Regions from separate parts of the Homo sapiens genome. Here region 2 is linked to region 1. A link is an interaction called in ENCODE POLR2A ChIA-PET data of the cell type or tissue named here. Cell type or tissue: Panc1. All regions are shown on one strand. Links, peaks and the distances in the headings refer to the core of each region. The heading gives the core; the rest is flanking DNA.

Region 1 (10,018 bases), core at 906-8,905:
GAACCAGGCACTGTGCTTTATAAAGTAGCCAGGTTCATACATGTACACCCTAAAAATAATGCTCTGGGGAAGGCAATCTCAGTTTTAACAAGCTGGGAAAGGTAACGACAGCCTTAAAAAGTAATCTTTTCTACTATTCGAGAAAACCTAGTTGAGGATGTGCCTTTGGATGTTCACTTTGAAGCTTTTAATCAGATCCCACTTCCTCTGGTTCTGCTCAATGAGAACAGCTAATCCATTACACACACACACACACACACACACACACACACACACAACTTATTTATTCTTCACAGAGGGTTCACCTTTTTTCCACTCTGTTGACAACTTTCCTCCTTGATCCAATTTTATAAAATTAAAAAAAGAAAAAGGCAAAGCTTTTCATTGCCCTATCATAAAAAGACAGACTATAAGCAGTACCCTAGCTAGAGCAGAGGAAGGATGCTTAGAGCTCTTATTCATATATACACAATGGATCTATTTAAGGGTGATTTATTAAGGGTGATCTGCCTGAGACATCCATCACCTACTTACTACCAGGGTTAAGTACACCTTATTGGGCAAATAGTTTAGTTTTTCCTTTTTTGCTTACATATCCAGTATGTGTTCTTCCCCAAACTGTGGGTCATGGTAAGTTTTAGCCTAGTGCTTCTGATAAACCCTGTATGTTAGTTGTAAAAGAAATGATACTGTGACAGTTAATTTTAGGTGTCGACTTGACTGAATTAAAGAATACCTAGAGAACTGGCAAAGCATTATTTTTAGGTATATATTTAGATGAATGTGTTACCAGAGGATACTAGTGTGTGAGTCTGAGTGGACTAAGTGGTGCCCTCAGTTTAGGTGGGCACCATCCATTTGGCTGGGGCCCTGGATAGAATAAAACAGAGGAAGGAAAATTGGTCTCTCTCTCTCTCCTGGTGCTGGGATATACTTTTCTTCTCCTACCCTTGGTCTTTGGACTTGGACTGAGCTGTGCTGCTGGAATAACAGGGTCTCCAGCTTGCAGACACCCTGTCATGGGACTTCTCAGCCTCCATAATGACATGAGCCAATTCCCCTAATAAGTCCCCTCTCATATATCTTGAACTCCTGGCCTCAAGTGATCCTCCTGTCTGAGCCTCCCAAGTAGCTGGGATTACAGGCATGAGCCTGCACCTGGCCCCCTTTCATATACCTATATGTCTATATATCCCATTGGCTCTGTCTCTCTGGATAACCCTGACTAATATATACCCATTACCTAACATGTACTGAGCTCTCACCTTCTGCCAGATGCTGTGCTATTTTATATAAGATCTCACTGAATCTTCACAACCACCTATGTAACACATGGTGACTCACCTTTTAAATAAATAATAAATAAAACAGTTAAATGATCAGATGTGAGTGTCACCTCTTTTCTGAGCCTTTATCCCTTCCCGGAAGAGGTCCTAACATGTTTCAGAATGGACAGAAGAGAAGAGCGACAGAAAGGGGGTGGAAAGCAAGTCACATGAGAATGGACTGAACTAGTTCAGTAGCATTTATTTCCATTTGCAAGGAATCTGTATGAAAATCTGTTTCTTAAATGGTTCACACTGTTGATATTTCAATACAATAGATTTAATTTTACCTAAGTTGCTTCTTTCCTAAATGACTTTCAGCACTCATCTAAAGGATAGTAATAAATCTTTTAAAACAATACAGCGGACAATATTGAAAATTTAGGTTTCTCTTCCAACAAATATCAAATGCATGCCAATCAAACAATGCCAATAAATATCAAAGCAGTAGTACTCACCTCTTTCGCACTCTTAATTTTGGTCAGAAATGTATGGAGCTCCATTGTTTCTGCAAACAGTGCACGACATACTGCCTGATAATGATTTGGTGCATCTGATTCAGTAGGGAGATGAGCAGCACACAACTATAGAAGGGGAAAATAAAATAATGGTGCTTGGTTACTATTTGGGTTTTTTTTGTACTTAAAAACAGACACGAGCAGAGTGCAGTGGTTCACGCCTGTAATCCCAGCACTTTGGGAGGCCAACGCAGGCAGATCATGAGGTCGAGAGTTCAAGACCAGCCTGACCAACATGGTGAAACCCTGTCTCTACTAAAAATACAAAAATTAGTTGGGCGTGGTGGCACACACCTGTAATCCCAGCTACTCAGGAAGCTGAGGCAGGACAATCGCTTGAACCTGGGAGGCGGAGGTTGCAGTGAGTGGAGATCATGCCACTGTACTCTAGCATGGGTGACAGAGTGAGACTTCATCTAAAAATAACAATAAAAACCAAAAAAACAGACACACCCCCATATCTGTATTTTCATATCAGACAGCCAGGCAATTCCCATCATCCAGGGCTTAATGTACCACAAGACCATCAGTAAGGTCTACATAATTATACGGGAAAAGTGGTCCACTAACTAACAGAGACCCAACAGCACAGATGAGCTTACTAGAATTAGCTTCTATTTGAAAATGATAGGACATATGTAAAAGTTTTGGTTGGGAACAGAAAGAGAACCACCGTTTATTGTATACTGATGACGGATCCAGTTTTTTAACAGCTACCATTTATTAAGCAATTATCATGCCAGCTACAATATCTGACATGTCGTATATACAACATAATACCATTTACTCTTCAATGTACTGCTGAATTATCCTCATTTTAATGGAAAAAGAAACTGAGGCTAAGAGGAGTCACATGACTTGTCTGTCCATAGTCACATGGTTACCAAGAGGGAGAAGGAGAAGTCAAACACAGTCAGTCCTTACTGGGTTCTGAAGCCAGGCTCATTCCAATACATGTCGAATTTTGTAACGTAGTAAAAAAAAAAAAAAGAATGTCAGGAAAACATATGGACCTCAGGGAAGCTGCCTCATCAGTAGATGGGGAGTGGAGGAAAGAGGGCAGAGGGCAATGTAAGGCCACAGGTGCTGCCTACAGCCCTAATGTCCTTTACCATACATAGTCCATAATCCCCACCCAACTACTTGTGGGTAAAAGGTGCAACTTAGTATCATGCAAAGCAATTCAGAAAAATCAAACACCATTTAATTTATCAGATTGGAAAGACATCCTATTAAGAGTCCCATACACAGGAATAATTTTATCTTTCTATAAAATAATTTTGTATCCACGTACAATCATTACATTTTAAAGTACTTCATTTGCACTAACAAGCTGTAAGTTCTCTTAATTTCTTACTAGTCAGTAAACTTGACACTAATACAATAACTAAAAATACGCATCTTATTTTAATAATTTCTATCAATTAAAGAATAAATGACATCTTTGTAGTTTGTAATAGCCTTAATAATGTGGCTTTCTGTTTTCACGTATAGTAACCATCTTACACAATCTAATAGATCACTAGCTTTTACAAAATACATTCTCAAGAAAATATCTCTAGTTTGAATAGGAAACCTTCTTCACAGTAGCAAAAAAAGCTAAAAGCTGCTTTATCCAGAAGCATTAAAAGCAGAAATCTCACAAGTTTATTACTCACAGAGCCACTAGTAAACAGAGAGTATATTTTGTGCTCAATTATTTTTATATTTAGAAAACATCTTGCAATACCGAATTGTCATTCAAGGTAATGAAAGACAACAACTGAGGCTTTACCTTATGTAACTTAACCCTAATCTTACATTCCAGTCACATAAAGAAATGGCATAAAGCCACTGGGTTTCAAAGTTTTCAACTGCTATCCACAGTAAGAAATAAATTTATATATATTCACATATTATACACAAACACATGCATATGTGCCTATTATACATACAAAAGCTTCACAAAACAAAACTTGCACATTCAATTGAATTCACAACCCATTCACTGGTTGTAAACTGCAACTTTAAAAACACTGGTGTAAAGGTAATAGCTAGGTCTAAAAAATGTTTTTTTAAATGCATATGACAATCTTACACATAAAAAATCTAAAGGAATACTACTAGAGTTCATAAGCAATTTCAGCAGTTGCAGAATACATGATTAACAAACAAAATCAGTTGTATTTCTACACATGGCCAGAGAACAATTGGATAATGAGGTCAAGAAAATCACTCCATTTACAATTGCATCAAAAATGCTAAGAAATAAATTTAACCAAGGAGGTGTAAGACTTATACACTGAAGAGTACAAAATATTGTAAAAGAAATTAAAGAAGACCTAAATAAACAGAAAGACATCTTGTACTCATACATTGGAAGACAATATAGTTAAGGCAACAACATTACCCAAAGTGATGAACAGATTGAATGCAATCCCTAACAAAATCCCAACAGCCTTTCTTTAAGAAATAGAAAGACTGATCCTAAAATTCATATGGAATTGCAAGGGGCCCCTTGCAACAACCCAATTTAGAGATCAGGAAACTGAGATTTAGACCACGTAAGTAATTTGCCCAAGGATACACAGCTAGTCAATGGCATAAATGGAACCGAAACCAGGTAGTCTCTCTGGAGCCCAAGTTCTTTTCCATTCTACTCTAAAATAAATGTAATTCCCTTTATATTAAAGGGAATAATGTTCTTAAAGTACTTAAAGCATAGAGCATGGTATACAGTAAGCATGCAACAAAATCATTTTTATAGTTCCAAAAAAAGAGACATCAGGGGTTAGGGGGACAAAATTAGGTTATATGACCTTGGACAAGTTATTTAACATTGCTGGGTTTCCATTTATCTCTAAAAAGAGAGGACTGGTTTATGTAACCTCTTATATAAATCTGTCTCTCCTCTTTGCTCTACATATAAACTTCTAAATTAAACTGAAATACTGAGGTTTTTGAGGGAGCAGTCTTGGATCTTTGGGTATCCTCTGCTTACTGTAGCTGCCCTTGTCTAGTCTAATGGCTTTAAATGCCACCTATAGGCTGGTAACTCCTCAACCCCTATTCCAGGCCAGCCCTTTATGTTAACCACTTATGGCTATGTACTTAGCATTTCCACTCAGAAGTCACAAAGACAGCTCAAACAACTCTGAGAGTCATCCTTTTTTCCCCCCTTAATATAGGGTCTTGCTATGTTGCCCAAGCTGGTCTTGAACTCTTGGGCTCAGGCAATGATCCTGCCTCAGCCTCCTGAATAGCTGGGATTACAGGTGTGTGGCACCATGCCCAGCTGAGAGTCATCCTTGATTATTCTTTATTCCCATACCACTCATATCCAATCCATCAGTAAGTCTTGTTGTTTCTACCTTCAAAATATACCACCTGACAGTTCTCTACTTTTCTCCATCTCCTCCACCATCATCATGGTCACAGCTACCATTTTCTTTCATTAGAGGACTCCTAACTTCCTCTCTCACTAGTCTACATGGTTCTTCTTCACCTGACAGGCAAAATCTTTTATAAATATAATTTGGATTATGTTCATCCCCTGCTTAAAAGCATCCAATCATTCATTCAAACAATATTCACCAAATGCCAACTACGTACCAGGCACTGTGGCAGAAAGAAACACAGTATTTGATATGGTTTGGCTGTGTCCCCACCCAAATCTCATCTTGAATTCCCATGTGTTGTGGGAGGGACCTGGTGGGAGGTAACTGAATCATGGGGGCAGGTCTTCCCCTTGCTGTTCTCATGACAGTGAGTAAGTCTCATGAGATCTGATGGTTTTATAAGGAGGAGTTTCCCTGCACAAGCTCTTTTTTGGCCTGCTGCCAGCGATGTAAGACATGACTTGCTCCTCCTTGACTTCCGCCATGATTGTGAGGCCTCCTTAGCCACGTGGAACTGTGAGTCCATTAAACCTATTTTTCTTCCCAGTTTTAGGTTATGTCTTTATCAGCAGTATGAAAAAGGACTAATACAGTATTGAACAAGTCAACATCCCGTTCCTCTCAAAAATAGTAATGGGTATCTCAGACCCTTAAACATACACATACACACACACGCACACACACACACACACACACACACACGTTGGGAATAACAGCTACTATTAAGAAAAATAGGCCAAGTGTGGTGGCTCACACCTGTAATCTCAGCACTTTGGGAGGCTGAGGTGGATCACCTGAGGTCAGGAGTTTGAGACCAGCCTGACCAACATAGTGAAACCCCGTCTCTACTAAAAATACAAAAATTAGCTGGACATGGTGGCGAGTGCACCAAGTGCCTCAGCTACTTGGGAGGCTGAGGCAGGAGAATTGCTTGAACCCGGGAGGTGGAGGCTGCAGTGAGCCGAGATCACGCCACTGCACTCCAGCCTGGGCAACAGAGAGAGACTCTGTCTTAAAAAAAAAAAAAAAAGAAAAGAAAGAAAAAGAAAAAGAAAGCAGATGAGAGGTAGAAAATGAGGCCAGTGGTGGGGAGGGGCAATAATGTGGAAAGAGTGGTCAGTAGGTGGCACCAGAGCAGAGAGATCAATGAAGATTGGAGTGAGCCATGCACAGACCTAAGGAAAGAGTGTCCCAGGCATGGGAGGGCCAGTGGCTCCCACTGAACTTAAAACCCAAACTCTTCAGTGTTCCTCAAGTCCTTCGTCATCTAGCTCACACCTACCTCTCAAATCCCATTTGTGGCTTTTCCTTCCACTTTGTTTTGGTAATCCTAGACTTGTTTCTTTAAAACACACCAATCTTTTTGCTGATTCCTCACTCCTCCAGGTGTTGATTTCAATGTCACCTGCTCAGAACGTCTTCCCTGTTTGTCCTTTCTAGATGAACTACCCCCCTCTAATTTCTCTGTTACTTTTTTTTTGAAATGGGGTTTCACTCTTGTTGCCCAGACTGGAGCGAAGTGTTGCGATCTTGGCTCACTGCAACCTCCGCCTCCCAGGTTCAAGCGATTCTCCTGCCTCAGCCTCCCAAGTAGCTGGGATTACAGGCTTGCACCACTATGCCCGGCTATTTTTTGTATTTTTAGTAGAGACGGAGTTTCACCATGTTGACCAGGCTGGTCTCAAACTCCTGATCTCAGGTGATCTGTCCACCTCGGCCTCTCAAAATGCTGGGATTACAGGCGTGAGCCACTGCACCTGGCCTCTCTGTTACTTTTTAATCACTGCATTCTGCATTTTCTTCTTAGCAATTGTTAGGATTTAAATTACAGTAGTTCCTCCTTATCCACAGTTTCACTTTCCATGGCTTCAGTTATCTATGGTCAACTGCATCCAAAGATATTAAATGGAAAATTCCAGAAATAAATAAATCCTAAGCTTTAAATTATATGCTGTGCTGAGTTGCATGGTGAAATCTCACACCATCCTGCACTGTCCTGCCTGGGGTGTGAATCACCCCTTTGTGCAGCATATTTGCTCTCAGCCTCAAGCGATCTACCTGCCTTGGCCTCCCAAAGTGCTGGGATTATAGGTGTGAGCCACCAAGCCTGGTCTGCATACCACAAACTTTGATAGGTCACGCATTTGTTATTATTCAGTTTATTTCCACTGTGATTTCTTCTTTGACTCTTGGGGCATTTAAAAGTAGTTTCTTAATTTCCAAGTATATGTGGAAATAATAAAATCTTTTTGTTATTCATATCTGGCTTAATTCCACCATGGTAACAGAACATTTCCTATGTAATTATAACCCTTTGAAATTTGTTAAGACTTGCTTTAAGGCCTGGAATACGGAGAAATTTTTAATTGTTCCATGTATACCTGAAAAGAATGTGTACTCTGCAGTGGGTGGGTGGCATGTCCTATTAAGTCAGGTTTGTTATTCTCATTATCCAAATATTCTATATTTGTACTGATACTAAGAGAGGTATTTTAAACCTCCCTCTATGGTTGTACATTTGTCTACTTCCCCTTTTAGTTGTATTTGTTTGAATGTTGTTCAATGCTACTGTTACAGGCTATGTTACTAGGTGCACATAAATTTATGAATGCTATTTCTCCTTAGTAAATTGAACTTTTTATCAGTAAGCATCCTTTTTTATCTCTAGTAATGCTTTTTGCCTTTAGGTCCATTTTATATTAAAATAATGTCTGTGATACTTTTCTTTTGGTTAGAATGTTATATTTTTCCATTCTTTTACTCAAGCTTTCTATGTCCTATTTATAGTGTCTACTCAGTAAACAATGTATGATTGGATTTTGTATTTTTAATGCAGTCTAAAAATCTGTGTCTTTTAAAAATTAGAGTATTTTAGGCTAGTACAATCCACAGAAATACAGTGTGAGCCATGTATGTAGTTTTAAATTTTCTAGTAGCCACATCAAAAAAAAATAAAAAGAAACAAGTGAAATTAACTTTGATAATATATTTTAGTTAACCCAATACAATAATATATATTATTGTAATACTTCAAATTATAGCCAATACAAAAATTATTAATGAGGCTTTTTTTTTTTCTTTTGAGATGGAGTCTCGCTCTGCTGCCCAGGCTGGAGTGCACTGGCATGATCTCGGCTCACTGCAACCTCTGCTTCCCGGGTTCAAGTGATTCTCCTGCCCCAGCCTCCCGAGTAGCTGGGATTACAGGCATGCAGCACCATGCCTGGCTAACTTTTTTGTCTTTTTAGTAGAGACGGGGTTTCACCATGGTAGTCAGGTCTCGAACTCCTGACCTCAAATGATCTGCCCACCTCAGCCTCCCAAAGTGCTGGGATTACAGGCATGAGCCACCGCACGCAGCCAACAAGGCATTTTACATTCTTTTTTTGGTACTAAGTGTTTGGAATCCAGTATAGATTTTGTACTTTCAGTCCACGTCAATTTAGACTAACCACATTTCAAGTGATTAATAGTCACATGTGGCTAGTAACTACTGTATTGAGCAGTATAAATTTAGACCATTTACATTTAATGTAATTACCAATATATTTCAGTATCAAATTACCATCTTCTATTTGTTTTCCCATCTGTTCTATATTCCTTTTCAATTCTTTCCATCTCTTCTTTTGGATTACCAGTAATTTTCTTAGCTCCACCTGCCCCCTTCCCTATTGGCCTGATATTTACAAATTCTTTTATTTATTTTTAGTGGCTTTTCTAATAAAGGTTAGGCTTTAGTGGCTTTCCTAATAAAGGTTAGCACTAATAAATTAGTGCTTTAACCTCTTCCCAATGCCAAGGTCTTAGAACACTAACTCCACGCTACTGTTATACATTTTAATTCTAAATATATTCTAAATCATGTAAGACATTATTATTTTTTGCTGTTAATATTCATTTAGATTTATTTTCATGTTTATTTTTCTTTTTTTGAGGTGGAGTCTTGCTCCATCGCCCAGGCTGGAGTGCAGGGGCACAATCTTGGCTTACTGCAACCTCCGCCTCCCAGGTTCAAGCCATTCTCCTGCCTTAGCCTCACAAGTAGCTGGGATTTCAGGCATGCACCACCATGCCCAGCTAATTTTTTGTATTTTTAGTAGAGATGGGGTTTCACTATGTTGGCCAGGCTGGTCGTGAACTCCTGACCTCAAATGATCCGCCCGTCTCGGCCTCCCAAAGTGCTGGGATTACAGGCGTGAGCCACCATGTCTGGCCCATGTTTATTTTTCTTTGCTCTTCAAATATTCTGCATCTCCTAGTTTCTACCAGACATGGACTGCCTTCTGCCTGATGTATACTCTTTGGTATTGCCTTTAGTCAAGGTCTGCTGGTGACAAATTTTCTGTGTTTGTCAGATAAGATATTTTACCTTTTCTTAAAGAAACAAAACAAAAAAAGATCTCACTGTGTCACCCAGGCTTGAGTGCAACGGCACCATTACTGCCCACTGCAGCCTCAACCTCCTGGGCTCAAGTGATCCACCATGCCTAGCTGATATTTTACCTTTATTGTTGAGACATTATACTGGATAAATAATTCTAGATTTAATGTTAGAACTTTGAAGATAGCATTCCACTCTGTCTTCTAACATTACTCTCCCCCTGACTTACTTTGTGAAACGGGTATTGGAATGCCTGCCCAATCTACCTCACAGTGTTACCCTAAGGCTCCAGTAATAGAAGGGGGATATAAAGGCACTTTTCAACTACAATGTACCATATTAAAACATAACAAATTATTAGATTACTTGAAATAAAAGACTATCCGGGACAAAAGTTACACATTAAAGAGCGTCTTG
Region 2 (10,018 bases), core at 980-8,979, 86 kb after region 1:
TGGGAGGCAGAGCTTGCAGTGAGCTGAGATCGTGCCACTGAACTCCAGCCTGGGCGATACAGCGAGACTCCGTCTCGAAAAACAAATTTAAATAAACAAATAAAAATAAAAATAAAAAATAAAAAAATAAACACAGGCTAGGCGCAGTGGCTCATGCCTGTAATCTCAGCACTTTGGGAGGCCGAGGTGGGTGATCAGGAGGTCAGGAGTTTAAGACCAGCCTGGCCAACACAGTGAAACCCTGTCTCTACTAAGAATACAAACATTAGCCAGGCACAGTGGTGTGTGCCTGTAGTCCTAGCTACTCAGGAGGCTGAGGCAGGAGAATCTCTTGAACCCGGGAGGTGGAGATTGTGGTGAGCCAAGATCGCGGCACTGCACTCCAGCCTGGGCAACAGAGCGAGACTCTGCCTCAGGAAAAAAAAAAAAAAAAGCAAGAAAATAAAAAGGCATCCAAATTGAAAATTAAGTAATGGTATCTCTATTCACAGATGACATAATCTTATAAAAAGAAAATCCTAAGGAATCTACTGAAAAAACATTAAAATTAATAAATGAATTCAGCAAGGTAGCAGGATATATGATGAATAAACAAAAATCAGCTGAGTGCAGTGGCTCATACCTGTAATTCCAGCACTTAGGGAGGCAGAGACAGGAGGACACCTTGAGCCAGGAGTTCAAGACCTGCCTAGGCAACATAACAAACCTGTTCTCAAAAAAAGGGGGGAATTCCCCTTTTTTTGGAGTCAACGAAGACCTAAATAAATGGGAAGACATACTGTGTTCATGGTCTAAGGCTTAGCATTGTTAAATGCGATAATAACCAAATCCATTTATAGATTAAAGGCAATCCCTATGAGAATTCCAGCTGGTTTCTTTGTCAGAAGTTGAGCTAATTCTAAAATTCGTATGACAATCAAAGGACCTAGAAGAGCCAAACAATCTTGAAAAAGAACAACAAAGTTGGGGGACTCACACTTACCAATTTCAAAACTTATTTAAAAGCAAGAGCAATCAAGGCAACATGGCACTGGCACAATAGAACGGAACTGACAGTGCAGAAATAAACCCATACATCTATAATCAACTGATTTTCAATCAGGGTGATAATACCATCCAACAGGTAAAAAATATTTTCAAGAAATGGTGATGTGTCTATTAGATATCCACACATAAAAGTATGAAGTTAGATCCTTTCCTCAAACCATATACAAAAATTAACTGAAATCGATCAAAGACCTAAATATAAGAACCAAAACTATAAAACTCTCAGATGAAAATAGGCATAAATCTTCATGATCTTGGATTTGGCAATGGATTTTTAGATATGGCACCAAACCCCACAAGCAATAAAATAAAAAATAAATACACTGGACTTGATTGAAATAAACTTCATGCTTCAAAGGACACCATCAAGAAACTGGCATGAAAATCCACAGAATGGGAGAAAATATTGGCAAATCATGTATGTGATAAGAAATTTTATCTACACTATATAAAGAACTCTTACAATTCAATAATAAAAAGAGAACCCAATTTTAAAATGGGCAAAGGTCAAGGCTGCAGTGAGCTGTGATTGTGCCACTGCACTCTAGCCTGGTGAGAGAGCGAGACCATGTCTCTTAAAAAAAGGGGGAGTGGGGGGCAAAGGATCTGAATAGTCATTTCTACAATGGTCAACAACCACATGAAAATAGGCTCAACATCATTAGCTACCAGGAAGATGTAAAGCAAAACCACATGAAATACCATTTTACATGCACTAGGATGCCCAGAATCAAGAAGTCAGATAATAACAAGTGTTGGCAAGGATGTGGAAAAATCAGAACCCTTATACACTGAGATGTCAAAAGATAGAGTTACTTTGAGAAACAGTTTGGAAGCTCTCAAAAAGTTAAAATATAGAGTTACCAGTTTACTCAGAAATTCTTCTCTTAGGTATATATCCAAGAAAAATGAAAACATATGTCCACACAAAAATTTGTACATGAAAGTTTATAGCACCATTACTCATAACAGCCAAAGGGTAGAAACAATTCAAATGTCCATCAACTGATGAATGGGTAACAAAATACAGTATATCCATACTATGGAATATTTGGCAATAAAAAGGAATAAAGTACTGATACATGTATGACATGGATGAACCCTGAACATTATGCTAAATGAAAGAAGCCAGTCCTAAAATAACCTATGAGTCCGTGCATATGCAATGTCCAGAATAGGCAAATCTATACATATAGAAAGTAGATTAGTGATTGCTGGGGCTAGGAGGTGATAGCTAAAAGGTACCACATTTCTTTATAAGGTGACAAAATGTCCTAAAATTGTGGTGATGGCTGCATAACTCTGAATATCTCAAAAACCGCAAATTGGGTAAGTGGGTAACTTGCATGCTTTGTGAATTATATCCTAAAAAAATTATTTTTAAAAAAATTAGAAACATCATCAAAAAATTAGGAAATGGTCATAAACCGAGGAAATTATCTAATTTTGCTGATAATGGGTTTTTAAAAACCTTATTTTAATATCTGCTAAATACAGTAAAATCTCCACCAAATTGAGAGAATATGTCGAGACACCATACTGAACTGCAGAAGCTCAATTAGCCTCCACCTAAATGACTCATCCATCTCTACTCCCTAATCCCCAGATCTATCATACTGACTTCTCTCCACGTCACAGGCCAGCTACTCCTTCAGTCACCAGGCATTTCTGTTCCTATGCTTACCATGGGTCAGTTGGGTTTGTTCCCAAACCTATTTATACAACTGCACCACTATTATTATGGTACCAATTAATTAAATGATGTATAAACTGATGAAATAATGAGTGTATAAAACACATCTGTGTAGCGTGGGAAATACAAAGAATGTAAGAAAACAGCAGATGAACAATACATAACAACAGAAGAATGATCACAGGAATAGAAAAAAATTTCAGACAGAAATGTTTCTTCCCTTGAAGGGAAAACGGAGCTATGTCCAGTCTTTTTTTTTTTTTTTTTTTGAGACAGAGTCTTGCTCTGTCGCCCAGGCTGGAGTGCAGTGGCGCGATCTTGGCTCACTGCAAGCTCCGCCTCCCCGGTTCACGCCATTCTCCTGCCTCAGCCTCCTGAGTAGCTGGGACTACAGGCACCCACCACCATGCCCGGCTAATTTTTTGTATTTTTAGTAGAGACAGGGTTTCACTGTGTTAGCCAGGATGGTCTCGATCTCCTGACCTCGTGATCCGCCCGCCTCAGCCTCCCAAAGTGCTGGGATTACAGGCGTGAGCCACTGTGCCCAGGCCTCAGCTGTGTCCAATCTTTAACATGACCTGTAATACTTGGCACCACCTTGTCTTTCCTACATTTTCTTTAACTCTCCCTCCTTCTCTATGCTTCAGACATCCTTGTGTTCTGTCAGTTTCAAAAACAGCTAGCTCTTTCAGAATCTTCACTATGGTGTCCTTCTTCCTGGAAAGTTCCACTGGATTTACCTAAATCCTTTCCCTCAGCCTGGCTAACTCCTTCAAGCCAAGTCTGTCTTTTAATGCAAAGATGCATGTGACTCTAAGAATGGCACACAACAGATGCTCAATTAATGTGTCAATATTGTTATGTACCTAAGGGAAGAGATGCCGAGAAAAATACTCTAAACAGCCACTATCACTAAGCAGTAGGGTATGAAGTGATTTTTACATTCTTTTACCCTTCAAGATGTTTTAATTTTTACAACAAATATACATTTTTTTTTTTTGAGACAGAGTCTCGCTCTGTTGCCCAGGCTGGAGTGCAGTGGCGTGATCTTGGCTCACTGCAAGCTCCACCTCCTAGGTTCATGCCATTCTCCTGCCTCAGCCTCCTGAGTAGCTGGGACTACAGGCGCCCGCCACCACGCCTGGCTGATTTTTTGTATTTTTAGTAGAGACAGGGTTTCACTGTGTTAGCCAGGATGGTCTCAATCTCCTGACCTCGTGATCTGCCCGCCTTGGCCTCCCAAAGTGCTGGGATTACAGGTGTAAGCCACTGCGCCTGGCCAACATCATTTCTACAAATGCTACAAATGAATAAATGTACTTTGAAAAACTAAATAAAAATCTAGTCCCTTCCCACACAGATCCCATCCGCATTGCATTATGTGTGCTGAAAAATACTGGTTTTATTTTATTTAAATCATTTTAATTTTTCACTAAGACAGACTGATAAGGCAAATTCTTTTTTGTTTTGTTTTTTGAGAGAGTTTCACTCTTGTCACCCAGGCTGGAGTGCAATGGCATGATCTTGGCTCACTGCAACCTCCACCTCCCAGGTTGAATCAATTCTCTTGTCTCAGCCTCCCAAGTAGCTGGGATTACAGGCAACCACCACCATGCTCAACTAATTTTTTGTATTTAGTAGAGCCAGGGTTTCACCATATTGGCCAGGCTGGTCTCGAACTCCTGACCTCAGGTGATCCGCCTGCCTCGGCCTTCCAAAGTGCTGGGATTACAGGCGTAAGCCACTGCACTCGGCCTTTTTTTTTTTCTTGAGATGGAGTCTCACTCTGTCGCCCAGGTTGGTGCGCCCTGGAGTGGTCTCGGCTCACTGCAACCTCTGCCTCAAGGGTTCAAGCCATTCTCCTGCCTCAGCCTCCCGAGTAGCTGGGATTACAGGCACGTGTCACCACACCCAACTAATTTTGTATTTTTAGTAGAGACGGAGTTTCGCCATGTTGATCAGCTGGTCTCGAACTCCTGACCTCAGGTGATCCGCCCGCCTCGGCCTCCCAAAGTGTTGGGATTACAAGCGTAAACCACCATGCCTGCCTAATAAGGCAAATTATTAAAAAAAAAAAAACATTCTACATGGCTGGGAGTGGTGGCTCACACCTGTAATCCCAGCACTTTGGGAGGCTGAGGCGGGTGGATCACTTGTGGTCAGAAGTTTGAGACCAACCTGACCAATATGGTGAAACCCCGTCTCTACTGAAATTACAAAAATTAGCCAGGCGTGGTGGCGTGTGCCTGTAGTCCCAGCTACTCGGGAGGCTGAGGCAGCAGAATTACTTGAACCCAGGAGGCGGGGGTTGCAGTGAGCCGAGATCGTACCACTACACTCCAGCCTGGGTGACAGAGCAAGACACTGACTCAAAAAAAAAAAAAAAAAAATCTACATACTCTATTGTAAAGTACTGGGAGGTGTTTAAGCTACCCATATAGTAAATATGGTAAACTCTTTTGAGACCAGCCTGGCCAACATGATGAAACCCCATCTCTACTAAAAATACAAAAATTAGCCAGGCATGGTGGTGGACACCTGTAATCCCAGCTATTTGGGAGGCTGAGACAGAATTGCTTGAACCTGGGAGGCAGAGGTTGCAGTGAGCCGAGATCACGCCACTGCACTCCAGCCTGGGCGACAGAGTGAGACTCCATCTCAAAAAAAAAAAAAAGTAATTATAAAATATTTACTCCCAGATAATTTGAGTTATTCTGAAATCCTTTGCCAGACATATAACTATTATTTGTCTTCAGATATAGTAAAAACTATTCAAAGGAACACTACTTGTATAAATTATGTATCCTATGGTCAAATCATGTCCCCTGATAGACATCTATGACTGTAACCCAGAAAGGTCATTTTAGTAATAAATGCCAACTGGGCGGGGGTGGGGGAAGCATGACTGAATTTCAAATATGCCAAGTGACTGTCATAATGTCCTAGTCTATGTCTGATACATGAAATCTAAGTGGAGATTATCTATTCATCACACTACAATGATCCCTCTGCCAAGACCTCTATTAAAATTGACACTCGGAAGCGGCAACTCATGTACAGACACAATTTCCTCTGAGGACGTACAAACTGATTTCCACACCGTGTTGCGGCCATGGGAATTCAGGTGTGTTTGGGGTCTTTAATCCAAAAAGACAGAAAGTAGAATGCAAGCATTCCTAAACATTCCTCTTAGCCTGCTGACCAAGGAGAAAATGCTGTTGTTACCAGCAGTTACTGGAGTTTATTCTTCCAGTCCTCTTTGACAATACATTTCATCATTTTAACTTCTTGTGATGCAATTCCATTTACAAACCCATAAAGCGTAAGATCAGGCAAAGCCATCTGCTAAAAGAGTAGATTCAATAATAATTGCCTTGTTGTTTCTACAAGATATTTTAAGATTTAATTAGTTTGGTATCAAATACTATTTCTCAGTCACATAAAACAGCCTCATTTATGCAGCTAAAGTTGTGCATGCATGCAAATATTTTCATGTGTGCATAACTACTACTTTCTTCTTTCAGGTTGGATTTTTTAGTTACTTTTGAAATTAAGGGCTACCCATTGTCAATTAAAAGAGGCAATACAGGGCGGGGCATGGTAGCTCATGCCTGTAATCCCAGCACTTTGGGAGGCCAAGGCGGGTGGATCACCTGAGGTCAGGAGTTCGAGATCAGCCTGGCCAACATGGTGAAACCCCGTCTCTACTAAAAATACAAAAATTAGCTGGGCGTGGTGGCGGCTGCCTGTAATCCCAGCTACTCAGGAGAATCACTTGAACCCAGGAGGCAGATGTTACAGTGAGCTGAGATCACACCACTGCACTCCAGCCTGGACAACAGAGAGAGACTCCATTCCCCACACCGCCCCGCCCCCCCCCAAAAAAAGGAAATACAAATCTAATTGTCACCTAAACGAGCCAGAAGGTAGAATCAATTATGGGTAGTGAGCTGATTTAGCTAAAGACAAAAAAAGACATTTTAAAATGTTATACTCCGTATAAAGCAGCAAACCCCATTTACAGCCTTTAGTAGTTTATTTTAGGATGCTCAGAAAACATTAAAAATTGATATAGCCCTGTTTGGGTCAAAAACTGTACATAACCAGATCGAGGTCCAAGAGACTATGATGTATTTCTTGGCTTCTCTCAAGATCTCTGGGTCCCCTAAAGCAGATTTGACTTTCCAGGAGGTTCAACTATATAGAACAATTCTTGAATCATTTTGAGTAATTTGGAATCAGACTACTTTACAAGTTCCTACAGTACAGACCCTGTCCTCATCTAAGAGGTTGAAGGTTCATGGACTGCGTTAACACTTTTGTCAAGGTTACATCTAACAGGACTATATCCGTTGGCTATAAAATGCCAAGAACTGAAGTAGCTGCAGTTAAGAGGCATATAAGGAGATACAAAGGCATCTCATTATTCCAAATAAGGCACTAAATTAACCATCAGCATTATGTAGATACCTTACATTGCAGATACAGGCTGAATAAAGAAAAGACAAATATATGAAAAGTAAAGAGATAAAGTGGTTCCGCAACTTTCTGGCTATGTCGGCTTGGGCAAATTACTTAACCTCTCTATATACTTAGCTCTCATCCCTAAAATGCAAATAATAGGATCTACTTCATACATTTGCTGTGATGATTAATTAATGTCTATAACAGTACTTGGAATATAGTAAGCTGTAAAATATATATATATATATATATTTTTTTTTTTTTTTTGCCCAGAGGATGATCATTTTTAATTTAAAAAGATTGTTAACAGGTCTGAACTCTTTTGTTATTTACATAAACAAAACAAAATTTTTTGACTGAGAGTAATTAATGCCTCTTAATTCAAACTAAATATTCTTTTGCTTCAGAGGTGGACAGAGAAACACTCTTCTAATTGTAAAATTTTTTTGTTATTATACTTTAAGTTCTAGGGTACATGCGCACAATGTGCAGGTTTATTACAGAGGTATACATGTGCCATGTTGGTTTGTTGCACCCATTTACATTAGGTATTTCTCCTAATGCTATCCCTCCTCCCTCCCCCACCCCACAACAGGCTCCAGTGTGTGATGTTCCCCACCCTGTGTCCAAGTGTTCTCATTGTTCAATTCCCACCTATGAGTGAGAACATGTGGTGTTTGGTTTTCCGTCCTTGCAATAGTTTGCTCAAAATGATGGTTTCCAGCTTCATCTATGTCCCTGCAAAGGACATGAACTCATCCTTTTTTATGGCTGCATAGTATTCCATGGTGTGTATGTGCCACGTTTTCTTAATCCAGTCTATCATCGATGGACATTTGGGTTGGTTCCAAGCCTGCTATTGTGAATAGTGCCACAGTAAACATATGTGTGCATGTGTCTTTATAGTAGCATGATTTATAATCCTTTAGGTATATACCCAGTAATGGGATCACTAGGTCAAATGGTATTTCTAGTTCTCGATCCTTGAATCGCCACACTGTCTTCCATAATGGTTGAACTAATTTACACTTCCAAAAACAGTGTAAAAGCGTTCCTATTTCTCCACATCATCTCCAGCATCTGTTGTTTCCTGAATTTTTAACAACTGCCATTCTAACTGGTATGAGATGGTATCTCATTGTGGTTTTGATTTGCATTTCTCTGATGACCAGTGATGATGAGCATTTTCTAATGTGTCTGTTGGCTGCATAAATGTCTTCTTTTGAGAAGTGTCTGTTCATATCCTTTGCCCACTTTTTGATGGGGTTGTTTTTTTCTTGTAAATTTGTTTGAGTTCTTTGTAGATTCTGGATATTAGCCCTTTGTCAGATGGGTAGATTGCAAAAATTTTCTCCCATTCTGTAGGTTTCCTGTTCACTCTGAGGGTAGCTTCTTCTGCCATGCAGAAGCTCTTTAGTTTAATTAGATCCCATTTGTCTATTCTGGCTTTTGTTGCCATTGCTTTTGGTGTTTTAGTCATGAAGTCCTTGACCATGCCTATGTCCTGAATAGTATTGCCTAGATTTTCTTCTAGGGTTTTTATAGCGTTAGGTCTAACATTTTAAGTCTTTAATCCATCTCGAATTAATTTTTGTATAAAGAAAGGGATCCAGTTTCAGCTTTCTACATATGGCTAGCCAGTTTTCCCAGTACCATGTATTAAATAGGGAATCCTTTCCCCATTTCTTGTTTTTGTCAGGTTTGTCAAAGATCAGATGGTTATAGATGTGTGGTGTTATTTCTGAGGCCTCTGTTCTGTTCCATTGGTCAATATATCTGTTTTGGTACCAGTACCATGCTGTTTTGGTTACTGTAGCCTTGTAGTATAGTTTGAAGTCAGGTAGTACAATGCCTCCAGTTTTGTTCTTTTTGCTTAGGATTGTCTTGGGAATGCGGGCTCTTTTTTGGTTCTATATGAACTTTAAAGTAGTTTTTTCCAATTCTGTGAAGAAAGTCATTGGTAGCTTGATGGGGATGGCATTGAATCTATAAATTATCTTGGGCAGTATGGCCATTTTCACGATATTGATTCTTCCTATCCATAAGCACGGAATGTTCTTCCATTTGTTTGTGTCTCTCTCTTATTTTGTTGAGCAGTGGTTTGTAGTTCTCCTTGAAGAGGTCCCTCATATCCCTTGTAAGTTGGATTCCTAGGTATTTTATTCTCTTTGTAGCAATATGAATGGGAGTTCACTCATGATTTGGCTCTCTGTCTGTTATTAGTGTACAGGAATGAGTAAGCTGTAAAATATTTCTTCAAGATGCATGTGGGAATGAAACACAGAATAGGTACTTATGCCCAGTATACATGAACTTTATTTCTGAGATGTGAACATGAGTCTTTTTAATAGTTTCCCTCACTAAAGCTTAAATGATTCTATGGTACAATTTTTACAAACCAGTTCTATCAAGATTAAAGTAATGATAAAAGTTCATTTAACTTTATATAATACTTTAACCTATTCCACTTAAAATACAGTTAATCCCCCAAGGGAACAGGATTGTTCTAGTTATTCATTTAACCTTCTTTCCTGCTGAAGGGAAAGGGCCTCTGAGTGCTACATAATTAGTGGTGATTAATAGGAGACAGGAATGTGATGAAATTTGGAAAGCTGGAAAAAAACCAATGTAAAAGCCTCAATTAAAATACATGGAAATTCAAATCAGTTCTGTTTTAGCATTTTCAAATATTTAGCAATTTTCTTCAAAAGTAAGATTATAATCCACAAAACTATTTAAACAATGGCAGTAGGAAAAATTTGTAAAATTGGAATAAAAGCTACCCTTAAATCTGGGTCTGAACTGCTTCCTTGA

Evidence for each region. ChIA-PET counts read pairs that join two places held together with the same protein. Peaks named below come from ENCODE experiments on the same cell type or tissue, not always from the same donor. Only the 100,000 strongest peaks of a DNase experiment are listed, where the experiment ranks them.
Region 2: POLR2A ChIA-PET joins it to region 1 with 5 read pairs; 3 of 35 experiments call an interaction of 5 or more read pairs at or near these places.

What each region holds. Positions count from the first base shown.
Region 1 is chr18:12,533,693-12,543,710 of GRCh38, forward strand. SPIRE1 (spire type actin nucleation factor 1) reads right to left here. Exons shown (of 17, transcript NM_001128626.2): 4 at 1,784-1,909. Among named protein-coding and RNA genes, the nearest start is that of SPIRE1, 120 kb to the right of the region's middle. RefSeq lists a silencer at 6,267-6,446. In Panc1, for the core only: CTCF peaks have their summits at 6,352 (motif pointing right) and 6,562; a DNase peak (open chromatin) is centred at 4,879.
Region 2 is chr18:12,619,432-12,629,449 of GRCh38, forward strand. All of the region lies in intron 2 of SPIRE1 (spire type actin nucleation factor 1), which reads right to left. Among named protein-coding and RNA genes, the nearest start is that of SPIRE1, 34 kb to the right of the region's middle. In Panc1, for the core only: no CTCF peak of the experiment used is centred there; no DNase peak of the experiment used is centred there.